Regions from separate parts of the Homo sapiens genome. Here region 1 is linked to region 2. A link is an interaction called in ENCODE POLR2A ChIA-PET data of the cell type or tissue named here. Cell type or tissue: GM12878. All regions are shown on one strand. Links, peaks and the distances in the headings refer to the core of each region. The heading gives the core; the rest is flanking DNA.

Evidence for each region. Peaks named below come from ENCODE experiments on the same cell type or tissue, not always from the same donor. Only the 100,000 strongest peaks of a DNase experiment are listed, where the experiment ranks them.
Region 1: POLR2A ChIA-PET joins it to region 2 with 7 read pairs; 1 of 35 experiments calls an interaction of 5 or more read pairs at or near these places.

Annotation. Positions count from the first base shown.
Region 1 is chr1:2,578,758-2,584,480 of GRCh38, reverse strand. It overlaps LOC100996583 (a long non-coding RNA gene), which reads right to left. Exons shown (of 4, transcript NR_121638.1): 2 at 2,831-2,921; 3 at 986-1,111; 4 at 1-356. Among named protein-coding and RNA genes, the nearest start is that of PRXL2B, 5.2 kb to the left of the region's middle. In GM12878, for the core only: no CTCF peak of the experiment used is centred there; no DNase peak of the experiment used is centred there; H3K27ac peaks cover 902 bases.
Region 2 is chr1:3,670,698-3,677,402 of GRCh38, reverse strand. The region is part of intron 1 of TP73 (tumor protein p73); the gene reads right to left. Among named protein-coding and RNA genes, the nearest start is that of TP73-AS3, 5.1 kb to the right of the region's middle. RefSeq lists an enhancer at 3,475-3,694. In GM12878, for the core only: a CTCF peak has its summit at 3,925; DNase peaks (open chromatin) are centred at 3,282, 3,662 and 3,902; H3K4me3 peaks cover 2,246 bases; H3K27ac peaks cover 2,500 bases.

The DNA of each region.
Region 1 (5,723 bases), core at 2,239-4,738, 1.1 Mb after region 2:
TGGGGTGGCACCTTCTTAACTCTGCATACTGTACATATCTGGCACACATCATTTAAAGTAAATAGACAGGCTTGCTTACTTTTTACTCAAGTGCAACATAATTCAGAAAAGTGCAGACATGCTCAGTAGACAGCTCCTTCTACACGCCTGTTGACTTTCTTTCATCAATGACATATTGGTCGGCTCTTGCTAGGCTGTGTTGCCAAAACAACTCGCAAGCCTGGGTCGATCACAGCAACCAAGTTTCCCCTCCCACTCAGGTTTCTTGTCGGCCACGGGTGGCTCAGCTTCTGATGCCTCCTTCGTTCTGGGGTCCAGGCTGAGCAAGCTGTGGCTCTCTGGAACATGCCGTTCTCCTGACAAGGGAGGACATGGAGGAGAGATGGAGAAACCATGCCACACTCTCCCAGCGGCCATGCACAGCTGGGATGTGTCGCTTGCACTCCCATGTCACTGGCCAGAGCAAGTCACATGGCCAAGGAGGGGCAGGGAAGAGCACTTCCTCCTCCAGGTGGTGCCAGCTCTGGGACTGGGTTTTAGCTTTCCTTACAAAGGAAGAGCTGGCCCGTTACCGCAGCAGGGATGCTGACAGAAGACGTGAAACTCCGGGGTCAGAGACAAAGGACTTTTTCATTCATGGCGTGGCAGGCAGGTGCTCACCTGTGTGTTTGGTCTTATCCCCTTGCCCCCAAATTCCACGGGTGCCATGTGGGTAGGCCTGGGTGGGCACTGCACAGTCAGTAGGTTTGCGTGGCCACTGAGGAGCCCTGCACTGGGGGAGTCAGCTGTTTCTGCAGCAAGCAGTGAGCAAGCTGCTCTTTGTCCCTAGAGGACTCTCAGGGCAAACCACCCTGAGAAATGGGGGAGGGTACTCAGGGCCTGCATTCCTGGCACACCCTGTGAGAGGTGGGGGGCACGAGACACTCGTGGAGGACTGCCCTCTTAACAGGAGAAGCTGCCAGTACCAGAGGCCAAAGAGACTTACCCAGAGATTTCACCGGCATCCCTGGGCTGCCTGGTGCCACATATGTGAAAACAGTCATTTCATGTAAGCTTGTCCACTCAGTAGCATGAAGGTGGGAGGGTGTCTTAGTCATAGATGGGGTGGCTTCTAAAGAACAGAAATTGATTTCTCACATTTCTGGAGGCTGGAGGTCCAAGATCAAAGCGCCGGCATATTCAAGGTCTGGCGAGGACCCCTTCCTGGTTCCTAGATCACTTCTTCATGCTGTGTCCTCACAGGGTGGAAGGCATGAGGGGGCTCTGGGGGGCCTCCTTTTTAAAGGCACTAACTTTGGCCGGGTGTTTTGGCTCACGTCTGTAATCCCAGCACTTTGGGAGGCCGAGGTGGGCGGATCACCTGTAGTCAGGAGTTCGAGACCAGCCTGGCTAACATGGTGAAACCTTATCTCTACTAAAGATACAAAAATTAGCTGGACGTGGTGGAGCATGCCTGTAATCCCAGCTACCCGGGAGGCTGAGGCAGGAGAATCACTTGAACTTGGGAGGCAGAGGTTGCAATGAGCCAAGATCATGCCACTGCCTCCCAGCCTAGGCGACAGAGTGAGACTTCGTCTCAAAATAAAATAAAATACATAAATAAAAGCACTAACCCATTCCCGAGGGCTCCACCCTCACTACCCACCTAAGCACATGCCGAAGCCCCACCTCATAATGTCATCACATTAGGGATTCGGTTTCAGCATATGAACTGGGGGAGGGGGCACAAATGGGGGAAACTGGCTCCACTGTGTGAAAATTGTCAATACTAAGGCAGAGTCACTTATGTCAGGACCCAAGCAAAACGGAGCTGGGAGGCCTCAACGGAAGGTCCCTCATGCTCGGGTGCCTATGATGAGAACTGTTACAGGGACTCCGACAGCACACAACATTCCAGATCAGCTGCTCCTATGAAGACATCTCCCCCGCAACAATCATGTTACCCATGAGTAATCACCAACCCTGCAATAAGCTCCTGTACCCAGGGAGGTTTATTCCAAAACAATCTGTGTAGACTTCCTCTTCCCACCCCTAAAAGAAAGATACACCTACGGTCCCCCTCAGCATGCATATCCCAGATTGCAATCCCCTGCCATCCCCCAGTAAACTTTATTTGGGAGAGCCAGTCTCTCTGTTGTTTATTTTACATTGACAAGTTGCAGCATCGTGGCCAGCAGCAGAAGTCCTACTAGGCTTCTTGAGTCTGTGGGTTGGTATCTTTAATCAGTTTGGGAATTCTTTTATTTTATTTGTTTGTTTGTTTGTTTTGAGATGCAGTTTTGCTCTTGTTGCCCAGGCTGGAGTGCAACGGCTCGATCTCAGCTCGCTGCAACCTCTGCCTCTTGGGTTCAAGCGATTCTCCTGCCTCAGCCTCTGGAGTAGCTGAGATTACGGGTGCCCACCACCCATGCCCAGCTAACTTTTGTATTTTAGTAGAGACAAGGTTTCACCATGTTGGTCAGGCTGGTCTTGAACTCCTGACTTCAGGTGATCCACCCGCCATGGCCTTCCAAAGTGCTGAGATTACAGGCGTGAGCCAGCGTGCCCGGCTGGGAATTCTTTTTTTTTTAACACTATCTTATGATGTCTCATTCTTTCCTTCCTTCCTTCCTCTTATTCTGGGAAGCCCCATACGCATATATTAGATCTTTTAACTAATGCGTCTTGTTGAGTCGGAGTCACATAAGTCTCCTGTTCTCTGTTGTGCTTTTCTTTCCCACGGGTATTTCAGTGGCTGTTTGCACCGTTTCTGTTGCCCTGTCTCTGTCTCCCCTCCATGGTCCACCTGCCACGGGGTCCAGTCTGCCATCACCCGTCTCATGACACTGACCTGCAGCCCTGGGATGTCCATTTGGTTCTCTCGTTTAGGTTCCAATCAGCTGTGGAATTCTCCATCCAGAGATCCCGTTAGACGGCATTTCCTGTTTTTAGTAACACATGAATGAGTTATTTTAAAATACCTGTCTACTGACACTCACATCTGAGGTTCTGCTTCTGTTGCCTCTGTTTTCTTTTCTTTTCTTTCTTTTTTTTTTTTTTTTTTTTTTTGAGACGGATTCTTGCTCTGTCGCCTAGGCTGGAGTGCAGTGGCACAGTATCAGCTCACTGCAACCTCCACCTCCCGGGTTCAAGCGATTCTCCTGCCTCAGCCTCCCAAGTAGGACTACAAGCGCGCACCACCACACCTGGCTAATTTTTGTATTTTTAGTAGAGACGGGGTTTCACCATGTTGGCCAGGCTGGTGTTGAACTCCTGACCTCAGGTGATCCACCCACCACGGCCTCCTAAAGTGCTGGGATTATAGGCATGAGCCACCACACCTGGCCAGCCTCTCTTTTCTTTTGATAATGGCACACACCTTCCTGCCTCTTCTCGTGTTTACATCTCTGTTCTAGCCCTGGGCCCTGCAAACCTTAGGGGAGGTGTGCCCAGTACACAAACACACGTGTGTGCACAAAGATAGGTCACTGTCAGGGCGTGGGGAGATCGCAGGACCTGCATCAGACCAGGGCTTATTCAGATGCTGGCTCTGGCACCGCCCAGCTGGGTCACTGTGGGTAAGTCACCACCTTGTCTAAGCCTCAGTTTCTTCATCTGTAAAACAAACCCTGGTAACCACCTTTGCCAACCGCACGCTCAGTTATCAGCCACTCTGGCCGGCTCGCCTTGCTTCTGAGCAGCAGGAATCGCAGCCCCACTGTGGCTGAGAGGATGCTGGAGCGCTCCAGCTCCATCCCAAATGGCCCCTGGCCCCTGCCATCCTGCCCATCCCCCTCCAGCAAAGCCCAGGATGTCCCTATGAGAAGCCTCACAGACTCAACCAGGTGGGCAGGCTGCAGAGGACCCCTGGGAAAGAGCAGCTGTGTTTCCCCAAGTCCCACCCTATATACACCAAAGATGGGATTTGATCAACTTTCTTTCTTTTATTATTATTATTATTATTATTTTTGAGGCAGGATCTGGCTCTGTCACCCGGGCTGAAGAGCAGTGGTGCAATCTCAGCTAACTGCAACCTCTGCCACCGAGGCTCAAGTGATCCTCTCACCTCAGCCTCCCAAGTAGCTGGGACTACAGGTTCCGCCTGGCTAATTTTTGTATTTTTAGTAGAGATGAGGTTTCATCATGTTGGCCAAGCTGGTCTTGAAGTCCTGACTTCAAGCAATCCACCTGCCTCGACCTCCCAAAGTGCTGGGATTACAAGCTGAGCCACCGTGCCCAGCCTCAAAACTATTTTGTAATTGTGATAAGATATACATGACATAAAATTCACCACGCGGAGCATTTTAAGATCAGTTCAGTGGCATTAGGTACATCCACATTGTTGCAGCCATCACCACCATCCATCTCCAGAATTTGTTGACAATCCTAAACTGGAACCCTCACCTATGAAACACTAACTGCCTCCCCCAGCCCCTGGCACCCACTGCTCTACTTCCTCTCTATAAATTTGACAATTGTAGGCTCCTCATAGAAGTGGCATCATAATGGCCTTTGTCTTCTATAAATGGCTTATGGCACGTGGCATAAATTCCTCAACATCCATCCATAGCACAGCCTGTGTTCGATCTCCTTTCCAAGGCTGAGCACCTTCCACTGGACCTCTCGGCCACATTTTCCTTATTCTTGTACCTGTTGATGGGCTTTTGCGTGGCGTCTACATTCGAGCTCTTGTGGACACTGCGGCTGTGAACCTGGGTGTGCAAATATGTGCTCAAGTCCCTGTTTTCAGTCCTTTGGGATCTATACCCAGAAGCGGAGTGGCTGGATCACATGGTCATTGTAGTTTTAATTGTTAGAGGAACTGCCCTAATGGTTTCCACAACATCTGCACCATGTCCCATTCCCGCCAGCAGTGCACGGGAATTCTAATTTCTCCCCTTCCTCAGCAACAATTATTCCTCTCCAGGCCGGGCACGGTGGCTCATGCCTGTAATCTCAGCACTTTGGGAGGCCAAAGTGCGTGGATCACCTGAGGTCAGGAGTTCAAGACCAGCCTGGCCAACATGGTGAAACCCCGTCTCTACTAAAAATACAAAATTAGCGGGGCATGGTGGCAGGTGCCTGTAGTCCCAGCTACTCGGGAGGCTGAGGCAAGAGAATGCCTTGAACCCGGGAGGCAGAGGTTGCAATGAGCCAAGATCTCGCCACTGCACTCCAGCCTGGGCGACAGAGCAGGACTCTGTCTCAAAAAAAAAAAAAAAAAAAAAAAATCTTATTCTCTGTATTGGGGGCTTTAAAAGAAGCCGTCCATCCCGCTGGGCCTGAGGTGGTCTCCCCGTTGTTCTGATTTGCGTTTCCCATTTCCCAAATGCTTGGTGGCACCGAGCCTTGTTTCAGGGGCATGGTGGCCATTTGTGTGTCTTCTCTATTCTAGTCCTTTTCCATTTTTTCACCCAGTGGTTTGTTTTTGATGTTGTTGGGGTGTGAGGGTTCTTTACAAATTCTAGACGGAATGCCTTATCTGATACATTTCCTCCCAGTCCATGTGTTGCCTTTCATTCTATTCATTCTTGTTTGTAAAGCCCCATGTATCTATTTTACACGTTTCTGCCTGTCCTTTTCCTGTCATACCCAAGAAATCAAGAAATCACTACCAAGTCTAACATCAAGAGGCTTGTGTTTTCCTTTGAGGGTTTTAGAGTGTTTTGTTTGTTTGTTTGTTTGTTTTGAGACGGAGTCTGGCTCTGTCGCCCAGGCTGGAGTGCAGTGTTAGCCAGGATGGT
Region 2 (6,705 bases), core at 2,584-5,083:
CAGACAAGTCCCCTCCCTTTGCCAGGCTGGAAAGGTGACCAGCGTTCCAAGTCCTACAGTGCCCACAGCAGTGGGAGCAGGACAAAGACCAGCCACCGAGGGCCCTCCGGCAAACCCAGACCTCAGCCTGCTTGGATCCTCAACTCCAGGGGCCGCTGTACCAGCTGCACCACAGGGAGAGCCCCCACACACGTGTGACTCAGAACAGGAAAGGAACTCACACCAGCAATTAGGCCCCCACAGCTTCCCCGGGACCCACGGAGCACAGGTGGGCTGGGGAGGGGACTGTGTGGCCCAGAAAACCAGCCTGCCCAAGCTCCCTGGAGCTGAAAACAAGGCTCTCTGATGACTTCTCGGTTTGACTCAGGGCCTTCTGAGGTCTCAGCCTAGGGGTTCTCACCAGGGGCAGTTCCACCCCCAGAGGATATTCCCATGTGGGGACATTTTCCACGGGGTCAGAGGGTGCTGTGGAATCTAGTGTGCAAGACAGGGATGCTGCTTAGCACCCTACGTTGCTCAGGGCAGCTGCCCACAGCAGAACGCACGCCCAGCTGTCGGGGCCGTGGCGGAGAGGGGGTGCTGTGCCATGGCTCCGAGCTGAGGCTGGCCAGGCACTTTGCAGGGCCTCAGGCTCACACGCCAACCCTGCCCCAGTTCAGAGATGAGCAAGTGGAGGCCAGGAGGCCCAGTGGCTGGCCCAAAGCTACTGAGGGCTGAGGAGCTGGGACTCCAGCCAAGCCCAGGTCCTCTGATGGCCTGGCCGCACCCGAATGCTCCCCTCTGCCCTGTGGGGAGGAGTCCGCAGCCGGTGAGGGGCTCTCAGCCTCTCTCATCTCACCCTGCCCAACCCCTCTGGCCTCGTCTTCCATAGCTTCCCACGAAAGCCACAGCCCCCTGTCCCCCTGCCCTGTCCCAAGCATTCCCTCCCTGTCCCCAAGCATCCCCTCCCTGTCCCCTGTTCCTCTGTCCTCTCCCTGTCCCCCTGTCTCCCTGTCCCCCATAGGTTCCTTCCCTGTCCCCTTTCCCTTTGTCCCCTAGCCCCCCATCTTCTATCCCCTCCCTGTCTGCATCCCTCTGTCCCCTCCCCATCTCCTGTTTCTCTGTCCCCTCCCTGTCCCTTGTCCCCATAGATCCCTGCCCTATCCCCATGGGTCCCCTCCCTGTTCCCTGTCCCTTTGACCTCTCCTTCTCCCATCCTCTGTCCCCGTCCTAGCTCCTGTTTCTGTGTCCCCTCCCTGTCCCCGTCCTCCTGTCCCCTCCTTGTCCCCCATCCTCTGTCCCTCCCCGTCTCCTGTCCCTCTGTCCTCTCCCTATCTCTTGTCCCCATGGGTGCCCTCCTTGTCCCCTGTCCCCAGTCCCCACATGCCTGGCTATGTGCTCTCTGTGTTCAGCCTTTGTCTACCACCCCCTTCCTGCCCTCCCATCTCATCCCTATCTCTCCAGGCCAGGCCAGGACCCAGCCTCCTCTAGGAACCCCGTCTCCGGCTGACGCCCCATCCTCTCCCCTCACCACCTGACAGGAGGTGGGAGACCAGACATTTCCTTGGCCATGGGCCCACAGGTAAGGCCTCGTCAGTTCCCCAACCCCTTCCACCTCTGCCCAGGCCTGGGGCAGACAGGGCTCCACAACCACCTTTGATAAGCCAGGACACTCCACCCCGACTGAGCCCACTCTGGAAGAGGCACTCCCCATGGGGACACCCACTCCCACCTGCAGGGGCCCTGGCCGCAGGGCTGCTGTTACCTACCCACCCCTCGGTGGAGCTCTGAGACCGAGCCGTCCGCACTCAGCCTGGGCAGGAGACACAGGCCCCTCTGCCCCGTCTGGCCCAGCCATCCCGGACACTGGCTCTTAAGGGGGATCACAGGAGGGGTGCAGGGTGTCCTCCTCCATTCAGGGAGGAGGGAAAAGCCCCCAGGAACTCCACCCGCCCCGGGCCACCCCTAAAGCAAACATCTCAATGCACTTCTGATTCCGGTGGTTCCCAAACCACCAATGATTTTACCTGTTATTTCAGCAGATCAACGATTCCAATCTGAAGTGGCAAAGAAACCTGGGGCCATTGTGGGAGGAGACACCTGGGCCATTGTGGGAGGAGACACCTGGGCCATTGTGGGAGGAGACACCTGGGCCATTGTGGGAGGAGACACCTGGGCCATTGTGGGAGGAGACACCTGGGCCATTGTGGGAGGAGACACCTGGGCCATTGTGGGAGGAGACACCTGGGCCATTGTGGGAGGAGACACCTGGGCCATTGTGGGAGGAGACACCTGGGCCATTGTGGGAGGAGACACCTGGGCCATTGTGGGAGGAGACACCTGGGCCATTGTGGGAGGAGACACCTGGGCCATTGTGGGAGGAGACACCTGGGCCATTGTGGGAGGAGACACCTGGGCCATTGTGGGAGGAGACCGTCTCAATCCCCTTGTGCCCTTTTCCCAGGGACTCAGGCAGGTCCCAGGACCCAGAACCCAGAAGAGCCCCCGCCTGGGCAGAGGGGTCGGGCGGTCAGCGCACCAGAATGAAGCCAGGCAGGCTGGCCCTGTGTGAGACAGCGGCTCTCCCAGGCAGCAGCCCAGCGGAATTCCTGCAGGGCGTCATCAGAGCCCAGCCTCCTGGGGCCCTCTGTGCCAAGGGGCCTCACTCTCCCCTCCAGCCACCGCAAGAAGAGGGGCCGCTCTCGCTTGGCAGGCTGGGGCCAAGGACAGGGGTCCCCCGGAGTGAGGGCCAGGAGGGCCTCCCTCTCAGGGGCAAGGCCCTCTGCCAGCATTGCCTGCCCCTCCCGACAGAGGCTAAGGACCATGTGGCCTCCCTCTGTGGGTACGATGGGGCCAGGTCCTTCAGACAGGGTTGCCAGGACGGCTTCGTCAGCAGGTCAGGGGCAGGGACGAAGGCCTGTCCGCAGGGCCTGGTGAGGAGGATGCGGCTGAGAGCCCCCCTCACCGCCACAGATGGCACGCCTGCTGCCCCACTCCCCTAGTTTGGGGAAGCCCAGCATGGGGATGAAAGACAAACACAGCCTCCCACGGTGGGGTAGCGTGCACCGTGTGAAATATGCGGACAGCTGGAGGTGCCTGAGCAAGCTGCCCTCTCTCTCCTGGGCCGTGGCCCACGGGAAGCGGGAGGGGAGGGGAGGCAGATGCCCAGGACAGTCTGGGGGAATCCCTGAGCCTCACCCCAGAAGCTTTGAGGCCATGACCAAACCAAAATGCCCGACCCCCCGTGGGTGGGGGTGCCCCCAACCAGCTTCCTGGGTCAGTTCACACTCAGCCAAGTGAAATGTAGAAACACCAAAGCATGGCTAATTCCCGGGGATTCCAGCCACCCCACGACGGCCCAGTGAGGCCACACACCTGTTACCAACCAGGAGACATGCACAGAGAGGGAAGACCAGCCCTCCATGGGCACACAGCTGGTCAGGGTGGAGGTCGAACCCAGCAGCCTGGCTCTACCCTGGCCTGACCTGGAGCTGAGCAAGGGAGGCACGGGCCCGGCTGCAATCCCCTCCCCAGTCCGTGTTCCCACCGCACAGCCACACCCCGCACCCTGCCTGGGAAGCCCCTCTCTGGAAATCCCCTGCCTGTCCATCTATCTTCACCGGTACATTGAGGCCCAATCCACATCCAGACATCCAAGAGGCCCGCCTTGTCCTCTGCTGCCTGCCCAGGCCTTCTTGCTGTCATATATGTGTTTGGGTCATACCAAGACACATGATTCCTGCCCCACCGCTTCGTGCCCTGAAGCCCAGCACTGCCGGGCACACACTCCAGTTCCCTCTCCTGCTCTGCCCACGCAGCCCACCTCTGCCGCGCTCTAGCTGTGTGACCTCAGATAGATGTCTTGCCCATTCTGAGCCTCTGTTTCCTTGTCTGTAAAATGGAGATAATTGTAGTGCCTCCTAGAAGCGCTAGGTGGAATGAAGTAACTCTACGCATATCAAAAGCGAAAGCACTCCTCTATCTGGGCACACCGTGGATGCCCCATAAACCGTATCGAGTTGCCATTGACCGACGGTTATTTAGTATCAGGTGGTGGCAGTGGAGGAAGAACCAATGAGGCCCGGGTCCCAAAGGCACCAGGCTGAGCGACAGAACTGCACACACGGGGGCGGAAAGGTGGGGTCTGCTGGCTGCCGGGTCCCTGGCTCCTTCGAGTGCCTCTCCATTTCATGGTCAGCACGCGTGTCTCACCCCACTTTTACAGTGGTCTCCGCACCCTTTTGCAGAGCACCAGCCTATCCTCAGTCTCTCAGGGAATGAGGCGTCCTCGAAACGGGTAGTGCCCAGTTGCAGCGGCAGCCGGTGCCAGCTCCATGCCCGGGGGCATGCAACGCGGTAAACAGATAACCCTGGCCCACTGGAGGCAAATCATGTATGTCTGTGAGGCCCTCAGAGGCTGGGTATGAGGAGGGTGGGTGGTGGAAGAGAAGTCTGCACCCCAGCCCCAGCTTGCTTGCGCCTTGGAGTGGGCGGTGCTCCTGGGGGTAAGCGGGTCAGGAGGGTTTGGAGGTGGGGTCAGAAGCATGAGCGGCCTGATGGGCTGAGCTTCCTCTAAGAAAGGGGTGGAAGGGGTGGGCAGGGACATGGCCCTTGGGGGGACGAGGTTGGCGGCAGGAGGGAAGTGGGGCCCTGTCAGGGAACTGGGGCGCTGAGCTTGGTGATGTTTCCTGCCAGGAGCCCACCTGTTAGAGGAAGGGCGACCCTGGCGGGGGTGGTAGGAGCAGATCTGTCACTAAGGGAGGTTCAGACCAGCACAGTGGGCACAGGAAGAAGACCCAGAGGACCGACTGCCAAGGATAGGGGGTGAGGGGTCCAGGGCTGGGACAGAGCGGAGCTTATGGCCAGAGTGGGTGTCTGAGTCGATACCTGTGTTCACAGGTGATGAGTACAGCGCTGCCCTCAGCAGGGCAGGTGACTGATGGGGCCGCAGCCGCCTTCGCTGGAGCTGCCACAGCCTCGTTCTGCACAGACACATCCCTGTCCTCTGCCCCCTCCGATCCTCCTCTCACACCCCCTTTCTACCCCAAGGGATCACACCGGGTGTCACTAGCCTTTGTGCGGCCAGCGCCCATGTTGGAAGTGCCTGTGCTGTCCTCCAGAATCTTCTTTCTTTCCCCAGAGAAGCACTTCCACTCCTCCAACCAAGAGAGAATGACCCTTCTCAAGCTGCTGTCCCCACCTGGCCACCCTCCTCTGGACACCCTTGGTGGGGATGCTCCACTCTGAGATGTCCCCACCCTACACATACCCCTCACCCCTGGCTCTGGGCTTTTCTCTAAGGGGTCTGGGACACGCCCGCTGCACCAGTGGACATGTCTCCCTGCTGACCACTCCCTACCCTGCGGTCTGAGCAGACGTGCCCTTCCAGACAGCTGTCAACTCCCTGAACTTGTCATGCGTCCCTCTGAGTCCCGCCCTGACTCAGTGAGCAATCCTCCCTCCTGGCGTGTTCCCTTCCTGTTCTGGAGTCAGCCGCTCAGCCCTGTGACCTCCCCTGCACAGTGGTGGCCGCTCAGCCCCGTGACCTCCCCCGTGCAGCGATCACGGGGGTCCACCCACCCCTCACTCCTTCCAGAGGCAGCCACTGCTGTTCCTCAGAGTGGCTGTCCGCTGGCTCTCAGGGTTGCCTTTCTGATATTGCTGCCCAGCATTCCCTGTGCCAAATCCTCCATATTTTCAAGCTCATTCAATCCTCAGAGGAACCCAGCGGGAAGTCCCCAGGTGTTCCCAGAGGCCCCGAGAGGGCGAGCAGCCTGCCCAGGGCCGCACATCTCAGAAGCACCACAGCTGGCTTAGGCTGGGCTCCGGTGAGCTCCACCTTCCCGCCAGGCAGCCCGTCCTCTGGAGGCCCCGGCTCCTGCAGGGCAGACAACGATCCAGCCTTTGCCCCCGTCACGAAGGGGGCTCCCGACGATGGCTGGGTCAGCCCAAGAGCTGCCTAGGCCCTGGGCAGGGCTGTGATCTTGTGGGACTCACAAGCGAATGGAGGGGCACTGGCCATGGTGGAGCTCGGCCAAGGGGCAGCCTGGGCAGCCAGTAGGTCAGGGAGAGGCAGGAACAGCAACTGGAGCTGGACAGGGTACAGGACCACCAAGGTCACAATGGATCCTAGGCTCCATGCTACTCCAGGTCTGAGGGGGCTGCTTCCCGTCACGCTCCCAGCTCCCACACCCCACGCCTCTCCAGGGACAGGCCCACCCCTGCCATCCCTGAGGCAGTTCCAGCTGGAGCCCTGGAACCCTGAAACCTGGACAGGTGCCAGCCGACCTGTGCTTCCAGCCCAGCCCTGAGGGAGGCTGTGCAGCCAGACCCCACTCTGACCAGCATGGCACCCACGAGGGACGGCTGTCAGGAAGCCTCACTCCTCAGGGCCCGCGCACCCCCATTTAAGAGACGCTGGTCTTCCCCAGACCTGCCAGGGCTCCTCCCTCCCAGCACCCATCGCATGGAGAGACATTCACATGCTGACTCTTTGCGGGCCAGACCACCAAGCCCTGACTGCTCTCTGCGCTGCAGCCCCAGCACCCGCCTGGCACACAGTAGGTGCTCCGTGAAGAAGCGATGACAGAATCCATGATTTGGTTTGAGCGGGCGGGGCCCAGCAGGTCAGGTCAGGACAGGAACAGAGTGACTGCTGGAGAAGCACCATTTGGGGTTAAATTGCTCGACTTCCTCCTCATTTCTCCTCACTTTTTCTTTTTCTTT